Linked DNA regions of Homo sapiens: region 2 is linked to region 1. Evidence: chromatin loops called from intact Hi-C (ENCODE). Cell type or tissue: tibial artery. All regions are shown on one strand. Links, peaks and the distances in the headings refer to the core of each region. The heading gives the core; the rest is flanking DNA.

Region 1 (10,767 bases), core at 1,468-9,467:
AAAGGCAAGCACACGTTCAGGGTGAGGACTTTCTTCTCTGTTGACATATGAGACGTGAAGTGAGTCAGACGCTGACCCAGGTTTGGAGAGAGGACAAATAATAATATCTTTGTTGAAGGAAATGGGGTCTAGTCATTTTCTTTTCTTCCTCCTGTTATTATTCTTTCTTTGCCTTCTCTTTTTCTCTCTATGGCTGAACATCTCTACTCAATTGCCTAATGAAGTCCTTCTGACTATAAAATACCAACGGAGAAGAACCTCGGTCATTTGCAAACAAAAAACAAAAAACAAAACACTCCCAGTGACTTGTGGGTAGAGGAAAGCAATGATGCTGCAAGCAGAGAGTGAACGCAGGGAAGGGGCCAGAGAATGACCTTTGCATTTTGGGCACCAACCTAAAGTACAAATGAATAAGAGAAACTTAGAACAGCCTTAAATAAAACTATTTATAATTTGATTAGCGTTATTACTGCCTTCTCTTCACTTTGAATCAAATTATCTCAAGAGCAACAATTCTGGAAATTTTTGCTTTAGAAAAAGAAAAAAAAAGTTGAATTTCCCAGTATCCTTGTCTGCTTTTTTTTTTTCCTTAAAAATTTCATGCATTGTTAGGGAAGAAAAGTCTAGTCTAACTCACAAATGCATCCTTATTCTCATGTATATTTGATACCGGCCCCAGTCTAATCTGATAAAGTGCACTTTGCCTGTGGTGTCTTACAATAAGCTGGCTGCATTAGTGCCGGGAAAAATCAATACCGATTTATAATTTACCATCGCAAAAACCTATCACTTTTTATGACCCTCCATCCTGGCTCATTAATATTACATTAAAACACACACACCCACTGCAACAGGGGGAAATTGTAGCTTGTCAGGTTTACAGCCATAAAGAAACCTTTAATTGGGCTTAGTTTGGGAATTCAGGCACAGATTTTGTTTATTTGTTTTATTTTTAATGTATGATATTTACCTTAAGTGAATTTTAAGATAATGTGTAATATACCTATCTATTTCTCTGAAAAGAAAGGAGAAAAGCATGTCGCAGAAATTCTGACATCCACTTTCATATAGATCTTATACATTTTAATAGTCTCTAATAGCATTCTTCTCTGTTTTCCTATAGTCTCCAAACCTTTTTCACTTTCTTCTTTTTTCTCTTTGTGTGAGTGTGGATTTCTTTATGCTGAAACATTCCAGCTGATGGTATTTCTCTTATCTTTTTGGCTTGTCATAGTTGATATTTATCCTTCCCACCTCAGATCAGGAAGAAGCTAAATGCCACCTTTTGCATTGTCTGTCTCTCAAAGAAAGGATGCATATTTGATTTTTCTTCTACACCGAATGGAGAATATTACACTGACCCTGCTTGGAAACTGAGTGATTCTCCTAGTGCTTGTTCTTTCCCAAAAGAGAACTGTGGACTCTCTCTCTGTGTGTGTGTGTGTGTGTGTGTGTGTGTGTGTGTGTGTATGTGTGTGTGTGTGTGTATCTTCAATTCTTTTACCTTCAAGAAACCCCCAAAGAAAAATCAAACAATAGTCTTTCCTTAATCAAGCCTATTAAGCAGCTTTGCCCTCATATGTTTTTAGACTTAAAAGTCTTATATCTAAATTCTTTCCAGATAATGTAAAAAAAAAAAAATGATGTCACTGTTTATGTTGGCAGCGGCAAGGTGCTCTATTTATTTCATACTATTCAAATAGTTTCCAGGGAATTTTTCCTGTAAAAATCATGAACAGAACTTACCACATGGCTTGCCCCTTTCCCTTGCTGCCTTAAAGGTTAAGGCTTCTGCCCCTTCCAACCTTAAAAAGAGGCAAAATGAAGTGTAAAGCAGATCCAAAAAAATAAATAAATAAGGGAAGGGGGAAATTCAGTGTGTTCTCAAGTGTGCAGTAGTTCCACACCATGCAGCAAATACATGTCGTGATTGGGTTTTTAAAAGACATCCGCCTGGCCCCTGACTGACAGGGCCTATTGATTTTTTAGGTTTCTGCCGTCATCGGTTTCCAGCCTCACAGCGGCCGCATGTCGGGGGTCAGGGCGCACCGGGGCGCAGTGAGCCAGCCCTCGCCACTTCCCAAAGTGAAGGGCCGCTGAAAGAAAATCAATCATGTCATAAGTGAGAAGCATCAAAAATTTTCCCCCTGTATGGCCAAGGCCCATCAGCCTGTCTCCACTCAGTAGCTAAGGTTAGGCATCTGTCAAGTCAAGACTAGGTGAAAAGTATTAGAAATGCCAGTTTACCCACGGGTAGACCGTGTGGGTGTGAGGCAGCCTCTTCCCTTTGTCTGGCCATCCCGGGATGACAGGGTTGGCGTTTTCACTTAATTTTTGAGTCAGAATCACCCATTTTCCCTTCCTTTAGCCTTTGTGTGTGTGTATGTCTCTTTCTCTCTCCTCCCTCCTCCTAAGGCAGGGCGGGTTGAGGCCTGGTACCCTGTTTATTTAAGAACCAGTGAAAAGTCAAAGTGGATGCATTCCCAGGCAGCCCACTGGGAGGTCAGCGCCATGGCATTCTTACTAAGTCACAGAGTATATTTCCCTAAATGAAGCAGATTTTTAACCACCCCTTTCATATCTTGCTGTGGAAACGCACATGACACAGATAAGTTTAATTGTGAAATTAATAGTGCATATCCCATGGTAGAAATTTTATTTGGCTACTGTGCTGATGTTTCTGAACTGATAGGATGCTAAATTTTCTTCCTGTGCTACTAATTGGGAGAACGTATATTTTTAATTCTCAGAGAAATGATCAGGAATATTCTGTTCATTTTTAAACACCTTTTTATATTTCTTACATTCCAAATCCATGTCATGAGATTGCATAGTTTGTTGAAAGAAACCGTATTAAGTGTCTAACTTAAAGAAACCCTTTACGTGTACTTTCTAATTGTGAGTTTAGTATTTAGTTTCCAAGCTATAAATCATAGATTATGTATTCTGTGAGAGAATGATAGGTTTTTATTAATGTATTTTAGATTACATTATTTTTAAATCAATAAGGTTCAAATGAATAGTTTTGCTTGCTTGTCTGTTTTGAGGGATAAGAAGGGTGGATTGGGGAACTGGCTGTCAGGCGGGCCTCACTTTGTGGTTTGCATCTACTCAGCTCTGCCTCCTTTCAGGTGTGTTGGTTCACTCTGGTTCCATGATAGTCGCTGTCCATTTAAGACCAGTTTGAAATTTCCCAACAAGAGCTTCTTACTGGAAAATCTGCAGGAGGAGTTCATTTGGGTGTAGGGGCAGATTCTGAGATTTCCTTCTGTGCATGGGATGACTACCCCAGGAGCAGTAGAAGAACCTGAAAATGAATTGAACTGAGAGCTCTGCTGTAACTTTCCACCCTAAATTGACATTCACTGCCTGAACCAAGATGTATACTCACTAATAAATATTTTAGCTCTCTATGCCTCAGTGATTACACTGGCCATTCCATACAGATAAAAATACAAAATGTTTCTTTAATCAGTACTGTGATGTGAGACCGTTAAGGTAATAGTGCTTGAAACTATTAGAATCTCAAAGATATTGACTGGCTTGCTTTTGGCATGGCAATTATAATTACATTTTTAGGTTACATTTTATGGGTTTATACTAGTTATTCTAACATAAAAGAAATTGCTGTCCAGAATTTTAACAGAGGGCAGAATGATCTAGGTTGAAATCCTTAGCAGTCCCAGCATCAGGGCTGCTAATATATGATCTAATTGTGATCAATACTTTCTTTTCTAGTTTCTGTAATGACAAGGCCTTTGCAATAAAAACACTACCATCTTTTTGAAATCCACAGAATGATAAATGACCTAGGCCAACTTGGGGGTGGGGGTGGGGAAGTGTAGTGTATTTTACATTCCTAGTGATTTATTGTGGGTTTGCACACATAACTGGTGTGAAATCAAGCTGGAGGGGGGTTGAGGGGAGGAGGAAAAGTACCCAACAAAGAAATCCATTCTGCCTAAAATGCCTAGGTTTAAGTCCCATTACCATTGATGTGAGCTAAGTACTCTCATCAAGAGGCTTGGGAGCCCTTGAGTTATTTAGATTCTTTTTGTAACATTACAGGAGAGGGGAAAAAAGCCAACACAATGAATCACTACTTTGCTATGTATGAATGGCTAGGTCAGCCTAACTCATGTGTTACATAAAAAGGACCAATTTCATTCTGTCTTGACAATAAATGAAAGCTTGGCTTTGAAGGTACTCTTTGCTGGATCTATTTGCTTTTGGAGACAGTCTATTGGACAGGCTCTGGGAGGCAGGTTATTTCAGGTGCAAGAAAGGAAATCACCTCGTTTCATTAACTATTAGGGACTTAACTTCCTTTGGTGTAAAGCTGAGTCCAATCATCCCAGATCTCCAATGAGAGGATGGGGGCGTGCTTGCTGTCCTAATCAAACCCAGCTGGTCATTCGGTCCCAACAGGTAAAGTTTTTGAGGAAGCCAAGTAGAGATTTGTGAATTCTACAATATAAAAATGTGAAAAATGTGTCAATGTGAGCCCCTTCCAGCTCTGACCCCCCAGTTGTTTATGTCCAACAGTGTTTCTCATGTGGCTGTGGATAAGTTTCTCCCTCTTTCCATTTTAAACTTCCATTTGTAGGTTGCTTGTGACATTTTGCTTCAGGCCAGCACTTAGCATATAATATTACAGATGCCTGAAATCTTTCAGCCTTTCTTTTTCTTTTCTTTTCTTCCTTTCACTCTCACTCTTTTTTTCCTGCCTCTCTCTGTCTTTCATTTCACTCCCAACTCCTTTTTTCCTTACAACACCAAAAACTCTTTCGTTTAAAAAAGTTGGAAAATATATGAAGACACCACACAGCATTCACAACTTTAGCACTGATCTGATCTATTTTTCTGCTATTCAACAGACCTGGATTTTTTCCCTGTGAACCAGAAAGTCTTTTGTTTTCTTGTCTCAGTAAACACAGCATACGGTATGTACTAAGTATTAGGACTCAGGGGTCTTATTCAAATATTTTTTGGGGGGAGTGGGGTCAGGACTATGGAAAGAGATACAGGAGGTGTAGGAGACTGGGTTTTAATGTGAGATCATTAATCATTTCTTTTTTCCTGAATCAGGCTTGGGACAAAAGGGATAAAGAGGGTTTTCCCCTCAAATATTCAATTTATCCTATCAGATTTCCCACAGTGACTTTCTCTACCAAGGTTCTTAATGCACTACTCTTAGAATGTCTCATCAGTGACCAGAGCTGATGGGGTCTTTGAACATTAGACAGTACCCATTAGTCAAGGTCCCTGGGCTAACATCTCTGGATGGCATTTTCTTCTAAGTGTGCCATTAGTTAGTATAATGGACTGGTGTCTGTCAGCCTTTGGGGCAGGACAGAGAGGTGCATCGAAGACCCTTTGTTAGAAGATGGGCTGTGTTTTTTCTTCAACCTGCAAGCATGTCCCCAGCAACGTTTTTAGCTTTTGAAAGACAATAAATGTTAATAGCTTCAGTGAAGTCTTTATAATCTCCCAGGTCAGAAATTGTTGCTGTTTTTTCTCCTTAAAGTCTCAAATATGGATTTACAAAATACTCTTTGGAACCATTATAGTCTTTTGGGTAAATAGTTTTCATTTTAAAACATTTTTATAATACACACATTTTAAAAAATGTTCTAAATATGTATTTTTACGATTGATCATGACAGCGCCTTAAAGAGCCATTATTGCCTATCAGGGAGATAATGTGTGTGTGTATTCAAGAAATTGTCTACAAAAAGAAAACTCCATCTCGAAGCCGTGTATGTTTCCAATGAGGATTTTTTTCTCACCAATAAACTTGAAGAAATTATGCAAAACAATTGAAATTTAGACAGATCATCCAAGTGAGACAGTTCAGAGTTGAGGATTTTTGCAATGCCTCTCAAGTGGCAACTGAGAAATTTCAGGATTGAAAGCTCAGAAACACTGGCTACCTTCCTTGAGGCTGTGAACATAGGTTACCAAAGGTTTAGGTAATTTTCCAGACTTTCTGCCTCAAGCCTGAAGTTTTTAAAAAGAGAAGGCTCTGATTATATTGGGTTCTCTGAACCACAGGTTGCCATCCAATCATGGAGGGCTAGAAATCAGTCTGAATAGGGCAACTACTTGTTGGTTTATTCAAACGTACTGACTGTATCATTGTGCTAGGAATTAGAGATATTAAGAGGATGAGCTGCATCTATGCCCTTGGGGAGCATGCAGACCTACAAACACGTTCACTGTGGCAAATCTACAATGGAGGCATGAATGAATCGAAACACCAGCAAAATGATTTAGGAATAAGAACGGAACTGCTGTTCATAAGATCTAGGTGTCTGTGCATTTCCTCAGGGTACAAGGTGGTGGCAAAAGACTGAGGGAGCTGGCCCAGGTGGGGAGAGGTGGTGAGAACCAGAAGATGGCATGCAGGTGATAACAACAATGACAATGACCACAGCTGCTACTACCACTACTACTACTAGGAATTATTGAGGATTTTATGGGACATTTAGCTAAGAATAGAATATGAATTAATTTTTACCACGGAAGATAAATGTTTGCCTCATTCAACCAAGAAATATTTATTGCATGCCTTCTGTGTGCTAGTTACTTGGGGGTATAATGATAATAGGGTCCTGCTCCCATGGAACTTATAGTTACTGAGATTGGGGGTTCTGGAGCTCAGACATTAAATTTAAAATTCACACACCTGAATGTGAAATCTGTAATGTGATAAGTTTACAAAAGGGAGGACGCCAAATATCTGGGTGATTTGCTGGTCCTATCTAATGAAGGCAGCAGGTGTGTGTGTGTGTGTGTGTGTTGGTTTGAGCTGGTTAGGAAGGTGAGGGAAACCTCTGAGAAAGTGGTGAAAGAAGAATGGAAGTCATGTAGGTGAAGGGGTGGGATTGGGGTAGGAGAGTGTGAAGAATGTTCTAGAGAGGGAAATAGGGGATGAAGAGAGAAAAGGCTAGAAAGAGGAGAAATAAAAAGGTGCATCAAGAGGGTGGAAATATCCTTCCCTCTCCTCCCCTTCCCTTCTTTCAACAAGTATTTACTGAGTACCTTTCAAGATCCAGGCACTGATCTTAGCAATGGGGATTAGCACAAATAAAAGAGTGAAAAAATCCCTGCCCTCATGGAGCTTACGTTCTAGGGCAGGGAGACAGACAATCAACACACAAACCAGTAAAATATCCAGTACGTCAAATGGTGATGAATTCTGCAAGGAAAATAGTTTGGGAAATAGGGTGAAGAAATATTTGGGGAGGGGCTGAAGTTGTCATTTTAAATACAGTAACTAGAAAAAGCCTCACTGATAGGTTGGCTTTTGAGCCAAGACCTGAAGGAGCAGAGGGACAGAGCCTTGCGGATAGCTAGGGGAAGCAAACACAGGGCAGGAAAGGCAGTGTGAGGCCCTGCAGGGAGTGTGCCTGACAGGTTTGAGGAAGGCTATGGAGGCCAGTGGGGAGGAGCAGAACGTGCATGCAAGAAAGTAGCAGGTGGCGCTGCCCAAGGCATCCTGGGGCCATTTCTTGGGCCCCGTGGGCGCTATGGAGGTCCTGGGCTTTTACTCTGAGTGAGATCGGAAGCCATCGAAAGTGGAGGACAAATAGATGAGAAGAAGGTTTCCAAGCAATGAAGAAGATATCCACCTAGTCATTAGCGTTAAGCCAAGAAGCCTTAAACTAAAGGGAAGCGTTTCCAACAACAGGCTTTGGGTATTCCAGGTCATCTGACATTTCCTGAGTGAAACCTTAAGACCACTACAACTAGTGATTTGATGTTTTTAGAATGGCTTCTGGGTCAGTTCCACTAACAGGATGGCTAAGCCGATCATGATTCATAAAGATGCATTTTGGGAACAGATCCATTGTACTTATTAAACATCTATCCGCTTTGACAACCGTATTGCAAACTCAGTTTCCACGAAACCATCTATGTTTATGTGACAACTGTGTACCTAAATATACGAGACAGTACGTGGGTAATATGGGCAGGTGACTGAAATAAAGTCAGCTGAGGGCTGAGTGACAGGGCATCCAGCTGGGTAGATGGAAGAGCAGGGAGGGAAAAAGAGCAGCTGGGGACACAGATTGAGGTGGGCAGGAAAGACAATGGCCTGTCAGGATGAGCACCTTCCCACAAAGGTCATCAGCCCTTCATGGACAATCAGCACGGACACCTTGGCTTTTGTGTAAGCTGAAGTTTCATTCTCTAGAGAACCCAGTGTGTTCTCCAAAAGGAAGGTTAAAATTCATTGTGGCAATTTGCAAAATGATGAAGAGGAAGAAATAGTTTATTATTCACATTCAAATGCTTTGTTACCCATACATGAGTGTCCTTCTTCTGGTTCCCTTTCTAGCATTAGGGCTATAGTCTTTGGTATGAATCTTTAATATTAATCTCTGAACACTAAGAAGCAATTTCAATGTTATGGACTTTAGGTCCTCGGCACTTTTCCAGGGTGGAGGTGAGGGAGAGCACTCCCTAGGCTTAGCTCTTGAAGACAGTGCTGGATGGGCGTGTTGGTTCTGTGGGCTTTTTAGAGGCCACAGTAAAAATCTTCTTATATTTAGACCTCTTCATGCTTTGGGACTGCTTGTGATGTTTTTCCTGTGGTCTTTTGGTCATCTCCTTGACAATTTCCTCCTATGGCATTTATTCTAGAAAACAGAGGTTCTCAGTATCTTGGGGCAAACACTCTGATTTTTAGTGAAAAGTCATGGAACCTCTTCAGCCTTGACCTGGGCGGGAGGTGTCCTGCAACCGAAGCAAAAGCAACCACGACTCCAAGAAGGCAGTCCCCTGACAGCCTGTACTGCTGGGTCCAGGGCCTTGATGCCGGGAAGTTATTTCGTTTATGTTTGCCTGTTTAAAGTCCCCATTTGCTTTTCTTCAAGGTCCAGCTTCCAAGTCTAGTTGACTTTTTACCATCACTCACTGGGCTGGCCACACAGTGCCGGAATTCATGGGCCTCCCTGGACAGGCTATTTTCCGAGACCCATGGAAATCAGATCAATGCTCGCTCGCTCTGTGACTTTCATCATCCACGTGCTTTCTAAATATGAACTCATTCTTCTTGCAAGAATCAGGTTAAGCATTGTTATCCCCACTTTACAGATGGGCGTGCCCAGATTTCATTATTCCGAAGATAGATTTTGAGTCCATGATAAATGTACTTAGCATTATAGTAAATTGAAGATGAAAAGGCCTAATAGGTTACCCGGTATTGCCCCTCCCTCTTCACCTCCATGCTACCAGAAGCTCCTGCAATCTACTTTCTAGTGCTTTGACCAGTCTTGGTTTAAATGTCCCAGGGGAACCTCCCTGTAAGGCTAAACTTGGAGAAAGAATCTCCTTCTAAAAGCTACTTTTGTGGTCTCAGTGCTATGACTCCTCCTCCCTACAGCTGAAAGGCACTTGGAAGTGAGAGGAATATGGTTGGAAGTCTTTTTTCCTTTCTCTTTTAGGAGAATTACAAATTCCAAGAGTCACATGTGTATCTTTTCCTTTTATAGTAGATTTTTATATGCCTTTCTAGGTTTACTAACAGACATACAGGATTTTGAGTTACAGTTGGGACATGAGCTCATGAAATTAGTCTTAACTGCTTTAACCCGTAGGTGCTTGTGTTTATGGAATAAGAAAGTCATAATCGCTGACCGCAGCCATTAAAATCTGATGTGAGTCAACTTTGAGTACAAAGGCTTTCTATAAGCCAACCCTCTTGAAGCAGAAATGATCACAATGTAATATAATGAGAATAATTAATAAGGAGTGTGCCAGTGACCTTGAATATTAATATTGTTTCCTTTTCCTGTAAACAAACTGGGTTATTTTATTATTATTTTAGTGTGTAATTTGGCATAAACACTCCTTTTCACATGATTTCCCCAGGTGACTTTTGTCTCCTTGGCAATTTCCGGCTTTAATAAAGAAAACCTAATTAAGAAGGAGCTGTTGATTGGTTTGCTAGTGTAATTAACACAGGTGATGCTAATGAGTTTCTATGAAACCGGTGGTTTATGGGAAAAATAAACAGACCGTTGTTGCATATGGCCCAACTGATATCTGCACTCTGGAAGAAATGATGATTTCCAAGTCTCCTGTGAGTGGTTTGTGGGCATGGAATAGGCAGATAAAATATTTTATAAGATTCATTAGTGGAACTTGACCAAATTGAGAGCAAAAAAAGTCTCAGTGTTAGGTGATATTAAAAAATCTGATCCCTGGCTGTAGTACGGGTTAGGTTTGTCATTTTTCATGTGCCTAAAAAGGGGCAGATTTCTTTTGTTTGGGGTGTGTTTCCAATTTTCATTGTAGGCATTTGAAGTTTGCAAAACTTCCAGCAGCCTTTTTTTTTTTTTTCTTTCTTTCTTTCTTTCTTTCTTTCTTTCTTTCTTTCTTTCTTTCTTTCTTTCTTTCTTTCTTTCTTTCTTTCTCTTTCTTTCTTTTCTGTCTTTCTTTCCTTTCTTTCTCTCTCTCTCTTTCTTCTTTTTCTCTTTCTTTCTTTCCAGAGTCTCACTCTATCACCCAAGCTCGAATGCAGTGGCACGATTACAGCTCACTGCAGGCTTAACCTCCAGGGCTCAAGTGATCCTCCCACCTCAGCCACTGGAGTAGCTGGGACTACAGGTGCCTGCCACCATGTTCAACTAATTTTTGCTTTTTTTTTTTTTTTTTTGTAGAGATGGGGTTTCACCATGTTGCCTAGGCTGATCTCAAACTCCTGGGCTCAAGTGATCCTCCTGCCTCGGCCTCCCAGAGTGCTGGGATTATAGGCAT
Region 2 (10,767 bases), core at 1,609-9,608, 90 kb after region 1:
ATTCTTTGTAGGAAAGCATAATTACCACATTGAATAAAGGCCTAGTGGCCAGACAGCAGGAATTAAACATTTTTAAAAAATTAAGTAAGTGTAACATTTAGGGAAAAAACTCTTAAAATATCCCTGTGTGACAGTTTTAGCTTTGCACAATTTTTTTATATCTAGCATATATATTTTCATTTTACGCATTCTCACAACAACCTAGGGGATTAGACAGGAGGATATTATTATAGTTGTCCTTCCGTATCTGTGGGGGATTGGATCCAGCATGCCCCCTTGGATAACAAAATCTGCAGATGCTCAAATCCTTTATATAAAATGTCATAATATTTGCATATAACCTAGGCATATTCTCCCGTATACTTTAATCTCTATATTACTTAAAATACCCAAATCAATGTAAATGCTATGTGAATTGTTGCCATACTGTATTTTTAAACATTTATTTTATTTTCGTATCATTGTTTATTGTTTGAATATCTTTGATTTGTGGTTGGTTGAATCTGTGGATGTGAAACCCCATAGATAAGGAGGACCAACTGCAGAAGAGGAGTAGAGAAGACCTAGATGTTGGCTTTGACTCTGCTGGTAGCTCATTCCATGACTTCACACATATTCCCTTAATCCCTCTGGGTCTAATCTGTAAAATGGAACATCTGAGCAAATAATTTGTGAAGCTTTTCTGCTCTAGATTCTAGAAACCTTTAGTTGTCCAGTTTCACTAATGAATTAGGGATAACAGAGGCTAGAATCCCATTCTCGTAGCTCAGCATCATAAATAACTTAGATGTACTTATTCTCAAGCTTTCTGCTCAGCTTTGCCATCATTGAGGTTTTTTTCCTTAATTTTTCCTGTATATAACATTAAGCAGTAGAGGAATTGCTAGGACTTGTACAAATTTATTTTTAAAATTTTAACCTCAAGAAACCTAAGTAGAATGACAAAGTGGATCCTTTAGCTGCTCCAACTGAAAAGCTGGCTAAATACTGTCCTCAGCAGAATTTTCCAGGGTCCTTCTTGCCATATCCCACTTGCAAGTACTGTCTCCCCATCCTCACCACTTGCCATCCCCATCTATTGATTTAGATGTGGTTTATTCCACAAGTACTTGTTGAATGCTTACCATAGGCCAGGCATACAGTATTAGGTGTTTAAATTAGCATTATAGAATCCTGGCCACTTTCTAAATGGTGGAGTTTGAAGTTGTGGGAAATCAGGGTAGTTTTGGTAGTGTTACAAGTGTTACAAGTCTTTCTCAGTGGGGAACATATGTGGGGAAAAAACCCTAAAGTAATCAGTGGGAACTTAATACCTAAATACATGGATGGGATGGGAGCAGGAAAGGAAGAGAATTATTCAACATATTGGTGGGAGAAGTAAAGGGAAGAAAATTCTGCTTGTGTTGATTGGGAGAGGACACATCTATGACAGGGAAGATAGCAGGAGGAAAATCTGGTGGGAAGATGAAGAGGAAGAAGGAGGAAGAGAACCCTAGGTTAATAGATGGAGATGGTGGTGAGTGTTCCTGGAGTGGCAGAGGCTGGAGGAGAATTGCATTATGGGAGGGATGATAGGGCAGTAGTGGAGATATGAAGGAGTAAATTCATATCGAGACACAAATTAAACCTTTTTGGTTATTGTTTTTCCCACTGCAGACTTCTCCTCTATTCAAAATGTATCAGTACCAGTTCCATGGTCTTTAATATAATTTGTCAATTTTTACTGGGATCTGGTGGAGGTATTTATTTTAAATTGAAAAGATATAGTCATAGAAAATGTTTTCTTGACAACTCACTGAACAAATTTAGCACATTGGCTGTGAAAGCTTTCTGTAGCTATGTAGATTTATTACTTTTATGACTCTATACTAGGTTCACATTCTTGCCTCTTAGGAATGAATGTACACAACTTTCTCTGAGAACAATTTGGCCCAGTTACATTTTATTAGCCATAATACATGCTAGCCATAGTCAGTATTCTTTCTGGTATTTTGATATTAAGTCAGACATTGATTCCACAATATACACACAACAAACACACACACACGCACGCACACACACACACACGAATAAAAAATGAGGAGTGAATTTTAAGAGGCTCTTTCATTTCTTCACCAACTAGGAAAAACGGAAAAAGAACTTAGTGGTGGTAACTGTCAATATATGTTGCCTTTTGTGGCGTCTCTTTCCTAATCAAATAAATAATTTGTAAGGTTTTGATGAGAAAAGGATGTGACTTCTGCCGAGCCCTCACCTGCCAGCTTTACTCCAAGCAGACTGATTTAGAGGTTTAAGCAGAGAAACAGTCCTTTCTCCTGTTTGCCCTGGAAACAGAGAGCCCCATGGTGAGGTTAATCATTTGAATTTTGCAATTCATATTGAGGCAAAACAGAAATCATTCTTCACCTTAAACCCTGGAAATGTGTTGGCAAACTTTTCAGAGCTCAAGGTAAGGCTTTTCCCCCCACTCTTTGAATCATAAACATGAATGCTTTAAATATATTTTTTCATAACCCAGTCTCCCACTGAAGTGAATCTTACTGGGCAATAGAAAATGGAGTAGAAATCACTTCTAGAATACTGGGTTAAAGTGAAAATAAATAGAGGAGTATAAAAGACGCTTCCAATCACAGAGAAGCTTGTTGAGGATGCAGGTGGAACCTGACCGTGAAGGTTGTCATTCACAATGGTACCTTGCCCATATGCTTTTCTTAAGAATTGTCTGGCAAAATGTATACATTTTATTTAATAGTATGTATTATTAATATTTATTAAATATGAAATTTAGTTAAAACTGCTTCTGAGAAACAGGACATCTCAGAGATGAGCCTTAGCGTGAAGCTCACTAATTCTAGGCCCAAGAATTTTGCAACAACATTACAGTTGTTTTCTACAATGGCTGTTTCTGAAGAAAGGACGTATACATTGAAGCCAATTTTTAAAATCTAGGGTGGTTGATGGTAAACTTTGTGGTTTATTTTTAGGATCAAAGAATTTCTAAGTTATTGACAAGGAAAAGATGTATCTTCGGCTTGGCTGTTATAATTCAGCAGATGTCTCTGTACCTGTTAGGTTTTATTGGCCATATTTTTCGAATGAAAATAGAGACATATGGTCCTATATGTCTAAAAAAGTTACGACAACAGAACAGAAGCCATTCATTTGCTGAGTCATTGAAAAGAAATGTTAAGTACCAATTTGTTTTTGCCAATTGGTGTGCCCAAAAAAGACTGAATATTTGAAACTGGGGCCTTTGAAGAATCTAGGTTTCTACATCTGTGGTGTCCTCTTCTGTTAATATAAAGTCTCTCTTTTTTTTTGAGATGGAGTTTCTCTCTTGTTGCCCAGGCTGGAGTGCAATGGCACGATCTCGGCTCATTGCAACCTCCACCTCCTGGGTTCAAGCAATTCTCCTGCCTCAGCTTCCTGAGTAGCTGGGATTACACGTGCCCGCCGCCACACCCAACTAGTTTTTGTATTTGTAGTAGAGACCGTGTTGGCCAAGCTGGTCTCGAACTCCTGACCTCAGGTGGTCTGCCTGCCTTGGCCTCCCTAAGTGCTGGGATTACAGGCATGAGCCACCATGCCCAGCCTAAGTCTCCTTTTGTAAAGAAAATAATCATCCCATCTGTGTTTTGAATTTAAAATAAGTATGCATTTTCTCAAACTGGCTGTACATGTTGTTAATCTCCTAGTATGTAGGCAGCATTACCTTATGTAAATATCTGGCTAGAAGTAAATCTTTGAAAGAGAAACAGAAACATGACTTACTTTATATTAGTTTAAGATAGACAGAGGGTTTGGGATTGGAGTTCCATGCGGTGAAAACCCTCTTTTACCCCCAAATCTGTACAGAAATGCTTTAATCTAAAGAATGTATTTGTGAATCCTTTGGACTCGAAAACACCAGTGCAGAGCAAATGCCTATCTATCTAACTTGGAATGTTATACTTCAGAAATAGCATGGAATGTGTCAGTTATTGATGAGGATTGCTGGAAGACACTGAGCATCTGGCTTCAGACCAGCTTTTGATTTGCCAATGCAAGGAGCGTCTGTTGGGTTTGTAAAACTTGTGGTTTAGCCACTGGTCCACACAGCTTTTCCAATGCAACATTTTGATGACAGGCATGCCTTGAATTATGACTTTGCTTCTAACAGGCTGCATAGACAATAGCTGTATCCTTGTAGATAATCTGGAAGGTAGGAATTGATGGATTCCTCTAAGGATTAGGACAGAAGAGTTGGGCAAAGGGAGTGGCACACCTTCCCATTCACACCCAGCACTGCCAGCAAGGCCAGGCTCCTTTCCTCCTCCTGCCTTAGAACAACCTCCTTCAAACTGTACTTGGAGTGAGACTTGGGGGAAGTTGTAGGGAGGGCAGAGGCAGAGAAGCAATTTCAACAGGTACTTTGCAGAATATACCTGCTACATTTGATCACATATTTTCTGACATTTTTCTATGCTAGGAAGAGAAAACTGAAAACAACAGAGAACATCATGGCAGAGAATAATGGTTGACATAGCCTTCGGTGCTTGGCAGACCCAGGTTTGAGTCCTAATTCTGACACTTGGTAGGATGACATTTAAATGACTTGCCCAGACATTGTGGACCTTGTTTCCATATCTGTAATGGAGCCAGTATCTTTCCTGCAGAGTCATTGTTGAGGATTTGATGAGCAGAGGTGGACAAAGTGGTAGTGGAGTGCCTGGCCCATAGCAGGTGCTCAATAAACTCTGATGATATGATGATGATTGTGTGGGTTGCTTCTGCTCCTTGTAATACCCCTGCAATGTGTGCATGATTAACTGATCCTCTGAATATCACTGAACCAATAGTACCACCACCCAGGCAGCTCCATCAGCCCAAAGCAAGGGTGTCACCCTTATTTAGTCTGTCATTAACTCCTGACCGCATTACTGACTTAACATTTCTTGCCTGCGTCCACTTCTCTTTCTCGTGTCCTCTTTATTTTCCACTCTGACAACTGTGACTGTCTTCTCACTGTTCCCCTTTCCTTTTATGTGGCTCCGTTTTAATTTGTCTTCCACGTGACAGCCAGAGGGCTGCTTCTAAAACATCATCTTCTGGCTGAAACTTTTCCATGTCTTCCCATTGTCATCTGGATGAACTTTAGATGCATAAGCAAATTGCCTGTGTCTTCAGTGGTCAGCCTGGGCTTATGTCTCCTTCCTCTGCATCCCCAAACAGTCATAGACCTGGCCTCCTACCACACTGAGCTCCCTGCAGTTGCAGGAGTGGGCCTTTAACCTCAGGCAGGTGTGCTTTTGCACATGCTGCATCTGCTGCCTGGAGCACCCCTTCTCTCCATTTGTGAGACAAATAGCACAGAAGCTCTGGGTATGAATGTAGAGTTAGGCCACCTGCATTTGAATCCTGGATCTCCCTCTCAGTAGCTGGGTGACTTTGGGTAAATTTTAATTTCTCTGTGTCTCAATTCCTCATTTTAAATTATGGATAATACTACCTACTTTTCCTGTCAATAAGCACAAATGGATGAAGAGACATAAATTATGTAAGATATTTTCTATCATAGAGTAAGCAATTAATTTAATATTAGTAGTATAATAATGATGATCAGTATTGTTCTTGCTGCTGTTTCAGAATTGCACTCAGGATTAAACTCTGTCATGATGATTTTTCTGACATACCCCCAAAGGCTGAGTCGGGTGTGTCTCTTGCACCTTCCTGTTGTGCCCTGTGTTCCACCTAAAAGCACTCTCACACAGCATTCCAGCTGTCTCTTCAACTTTCCCCTGTCCTGAGGGCTACCTTGCCTACCTTTTTTCATTTTTATGTCTTCAGCAGTGAGCATGGTGCTTGGCAAGTAATTAGTGCTAAATAGATGCTTATTGAATGTATTATTTTCATTTTACAGATGAGAAAAGTGAGATTAAAAGAATTTGAGAGGTGTATTAAAGTGTTCACAGAACTCCCTAGATTCATATTTCTCATCTACAAAAGAGGGTATAATCAAGTACTTGTTAGAGTCAGGAATAAACCGAGATCTCTCTGACTTTCACCTCCTCATTTATTCCACTATGCCTCACTTACTGTATTTTGCTAAGATGATTCTGATCAAATTGAAATGGATGACACTTGATTTAGTGTCACAGCAGCTATTCTGTTCTTTGAACCAAAATAAGTCTCTGAAAATATGACAACAGTGACTTAAGCTGTCAGGATAGAAAAATGTTAGCAAATAATAGTATTGTGCCAGAAACTTTACAGGGTGCAGGGTGTTTGTGTACCTGCTGTAACAGGTTCATACTAGAGAAAAGTTGCTGTGTGTGTTGGAGTGCGCAGCTTCCCTGAAGACATCTCGGTTCCCAAGGCAGTGCTGAGTTTGCTATGTGCTTCCTAACTTTTTGCTGTGCTGGGAGGTTTGTTAGTTTCTGCCTTGTTAGTAGTATATATGGCTCTTATAATAGACTGTGAGCTCCTCCAGGGCAAGGACCGCTTTTTTATCTTCGTATCTTCCTTGGTTCTTCACACAGTGCCAGAGTAAAATGCTTTGAACAGTAGGGAAGGAGACACACAGGCTTTGGCATCTGGTGGAACCCAGGCTCAGTGGCTTATCAGCTGTGAATTGAGTAAGCTGCGTAACCTGCCAAAGCCTTAACTTCCCTACTTGTAAAACGGGGCTAACTACTCTCATAGGATTGTGAGACTTGGAGATGGTAATGTTTGTAATATCCTCAGCATAGTTCCTGGTGCTGATTCAAGGCTACCATCTCTGGAGCACTTAGCACTCAAGCGAGCACAGTGCCTTTTAGTAGGGAGTGCACGGTGGGGCATGCTGAATGTGTTATTAACTCTCTGCATCACCTGGGTATGCGTTTCTTTATACTGATATGTGTATGTGTATATATATATATACGTATGTATGTATATATATACACACATGTATGTATGTATATATATACATGTATGTATGTGTATATATATATATACATGCATGTATGTGTGTGTATATATATACACATGTATGTATGTATATATATGTTCCTGTAAAGTGAAGAAAAGCTGTCGCCAGAAAAAGGGACATTCATGTTTTATGTGTATTATGTGTGTATATACACAAACATTTGTATCTATGCATACATGTATATACACACAGACACAGATACACACATTTCAAAAATGAATGTACCTCTCTCTGGTGACAGCTTCCCTTCACTTTTTTTTTTAACATTACATACATATTTTGAAGAAAAAAGACTGATAGGATCAAAATGGCTGCAGGCATTTTATGGGCTTGGGGATTGTCTCCTCTTCCATAAAGAAATAGTAAAACAAGAGGAATGAAGGAAGAAACACAAGAGAGGTTAACAAATAGAAATGGAATGATTCACCCCCTTTTTCTTTCTTTCAAGGCCTGTGTCTTTACCCACAGATAAATAAATTCCTAACACAGTCATGCAGATTCACACATGAACAGCGGGGCTCTGCACCGTCTTGGGGTGCACCTGCAGTGCGAGGTGCTCGATGGTGTGTAACACAGCAACATGTATTGCTCCATGAATATCCCTGTGCTATCGAAACCTCCTATTGGAGAAGATATGTTAAAAGACTACCATCTTTCCAGTCCCAAATCACTTGCATCTTGGAATTACTGAGTTGTTGACCATTACTTTCCTATCCTTTTTTATTTTAAGGACTCATTGTTGTGATAAGGTTGGACACAGTTATTTTTCCTTCGAGAAACTTTGCATATTTTTATCTTGTATTGTCACAAAATAATTAGGAAAGTCTCCTAATTTCTGTATACCTTTCTCCAACACCTATCTTTCTAGCTTGGGTCTGTAAATGTTCCAGGACTTGGATTATCCCTTTGCTGGTTGAGTACCTGGCATCTAGCATATTGCAGCCCAGAATACGTGGCAGGCTCTGGGGATGCCAACTCATTTTAAGGAGAAAACACTCATTTTTCCTGTGACAATGAGCATGACATTCGCATGCTTGCATCCAGTACCGACTTGCTGCTTTTATACCAAATGGAGAGACGTTACTAAATGAACATTTCTTGCTCTTGTGTAAATAGATAGATTAATGGTGTTAAGTGAAAGCCAAGCCTGCTTGAAATGTTAACTTCCTTATGGGGTTTTGAGTTTCTCTTATTTTTGATAAATGGACCAATCTGGCAATAAAATCCTTGCACAGTAGGTTAATAATGTCATAGCTGAACTGTGAAATAGTAATGTGTGTACCATCTCTCAGCAAACAATAATCCTTGAAGCCTGATAAATCTATTTCCAGCCCAATTGCATGTTCATTGTTACCCACAACTCCTTCTTTGCAAATACAAAGCAGTTTCGTCACATGTATTTTTAAGCAGAAGCAACTAGGGAAGTCAAAGACACATAGCCCTGTGAAGGGAGGTGGGGGACAGATTCATTTTTAGCTCTTCTGAGCCCCTCCTGCCCCCAGGGCCTGAAGTCACTCCTGAGAATCCCTGCATTGCTGGTTGGGGTGCAGTGTAACCTTCCAGTCCTCCCTGAGCCCAAATCACTGATTTGCTGCTGGAAGCAGACAAGGATTGGGACCAAGGAAGCAAACATCCCCCAGGCTCTTCAGTTTTCATTGATCACTTGGTTGCAAGCAAGGTTTGGTGCTATTTAGCCCATATCCCTGATGACAAGAGAGGTGATGTGGAGACTTCTCTATGCTGACTTCCCATAGAGCTGGGAATATAGAATCTGGTGAATGTCTGCAGGCTTCAGACAGCCCGCAGCACATACAGACCTGTGTGCAGAGCACTTCAGCACCGCAGCAGATCGTAAACAAAAGACAGCCAAATGCCCTCCTTGTACTAACACAGAGGAGGAGGTATGGCCCCCTCTTGCCCATCTGTAGCCAGGGGCAGGCAAGTCCAGGGTAAAATTTACACTGCGTTGCTAAAAAAGAGAACTGTATCCAGAATCACGGGTGATTTTGAGGGGATTATTTAAGCGTCAGAATCTAAGTAGCTTGGGGCAGTTCACATAAACTTGACAAACAGGCTACTTTAGTCCTGTCTGACTGTATCAGCATAATAGGGCAATGAAGCTTTTATTCATTCAAAGAAAGGTTGAGTTTGATTGGCAGGGCAGCCTGCCTGAACGCGAGTGGCTCTTTCCCCCAACACTTCTCTGCTATCAATTACCGTTTTGAATACGAAGTGTTTCTAATGTAAAATAATGCCAACCTCTGCTTCTGTCCTCAGGCCCCAGAGTTTCTTTGTGTTATTTATTCCCAGTCTGTGACTGTTCTGAACCTTCCTCTCTTTACTGTGTTTTTTTTTCCCCTCTTCTTCTTCTTTGCAGTCTGTAAGTGATGTAACATTGCCAGCAGAAGTGAGGTTCATGCAGAAAACATTCCTGCTCTTTATTTTAATCAATAACCTCCTGGGTGAATGACATTTCCACCTTAGTGATTTAAAATCAGAAGACCAGGGGATGTCCGTGCTTGTGAATCACCCCGGGTTCCAGGAACAAAGAAGGCATTTTTGTTTTTTGTAATTTCCCCTTCACACTACAAACAACTGGGCTCTGAAGTTGATTTCATTTAGCAGTCAACTTCTGTCTAGAAAAATGTGCACAACTGAACCGAACACCGTTCTTATTTAAATCGGCAAGCGATTTGCTTCAGCTGCCATCTGTTGGCCGGTTAGCTATTTTAATTTGATGCTGGGGACATTACCTGACTTTGTATATTGCATTTTGATCTGCATCATGTTTGAGAAATATCTGCAAATGACTCTAAGGGAGAGGACTTTGAAGGATTCTATCGAACAAATATGTACATATGTTTAGTGCCGTGCTGGGCAGAGGAGTGTGGGAATGTACCAGCGTGTATATAAGACAGTGTGCATCTTACCTAATAATCTTTATGGCCAGATTGAGAATAAATTTTTCGAAATTTTCTTTCTTCCGCATTTCCAACTGACCCTTATTTAAAAGTCATTAATGTTGAGCTCTCTCATGGTATCTTTATCCATTTTTCTAAAGCTGCGGTTTCTCAGGTTATCAAGTTTATAACCCTTGTGAGCAAGTCACGGATGGTGGAGGAAGCATGATGGAGTATCTGCATGAGACGGGGGGCTGAGTGTGGGAAACTTGTGGGATCTTCTCATCCTCCCTTTCTCAGAGCACCCAGAGTTTGACAGCGCTTTGTGAGTGTTTATCAAGAGCCTCCCAAAAGAGGCCGTGGGGCGATTTGCGAAGTGCACAAGGCAAAAAGTCAATAGCCTGTTTTCTTGTGCTGGCTGGGCTTCTTGCCATTAATTAGTTGTGTGATTTGGGGCTAGTCCTTTAACCCATCTGCACTTCCATCTCTGTGTGTGTAAAATGAGGTGATTGTACCAGGCGATCTCTAAACACCCTTCCTGCCCTGATGTTCCAGAAAGCCTGGTTCGGGAGAGAGAGAGACAGACACAGAAAGGCGTGTGGCCCAATCTCTGCTCTCAAGTATTTCAACCATAGGAGCGATTAATATTCACTACACAGATTCAAAATCGGGGCTACTCCAGGGCTGGGGTGCCCTCCTGTCCGTTTCTTTTCTCCTCTAATAAACTCAAATTGCCTACAACTTTTCTTTTTATTATTATTATTATACTTTAAGTTCTAGGGTACATGTGCACAATGTGCAGATTTCTTACATATGTATACATGTGCCATGTTGGTGTGCTGACATGCACACATATGTTTATTGCGGCACTATTCACAATAGCAAAGACTTGGAACCATCCCAAATGTCTATCAATGC

Evidence for each region. Hi-C counts contacts between places; a loop is a spot of excess contacts. Peaks named below come from ENCODE experiments on the same cell type or tissue, not always from the same donor. Only the 100,000 strongest peaks of a DNase experiment are listed, where the experiment ranks them.
Region 2: it touches region 1 in a loop (1.9-fold over the local background); 4 of 110 quality-filtered maps call a loop at or near these places.

The regions. Positions count from the first base shown.
Region 1 is chr5:158,969,500-158,980,266 of GRCh38, reverse strand. All of the region lies in intron 6 of EBF1 (EBF transcription factor 1), which reads left to right. Among named protein-coding and RNA genes, the nearest start is that of EBF1, 130 kb to the left of the region's middle. RefSeq lists an enhancer at 3,724-4,241. In tibial artery, for the core only: no CTCF peak of the experiment used is centred there; no DNase peak of the experiment used is centred there; H3K27ac peaks cover 4,344 bases.
Region 2 is chr5:158,879,556-158,890,322 of GRCh38, reverse strand. The region is part of intron 6 of EBF1 (EBF transcription factor 1); the gene reads left to right. Among named protein-coding and RNA genes, the nearest start is that of EBF1, 210 kb to the left of the region's middle. RefSeq lists an enhancer at 8,722-8,901. In tibial artery, for the core only: no CTCF peak of the experiment used is centred there; no DNase peak of the experiment used is centred there; H3K27ac peaks cover 2,837 bases.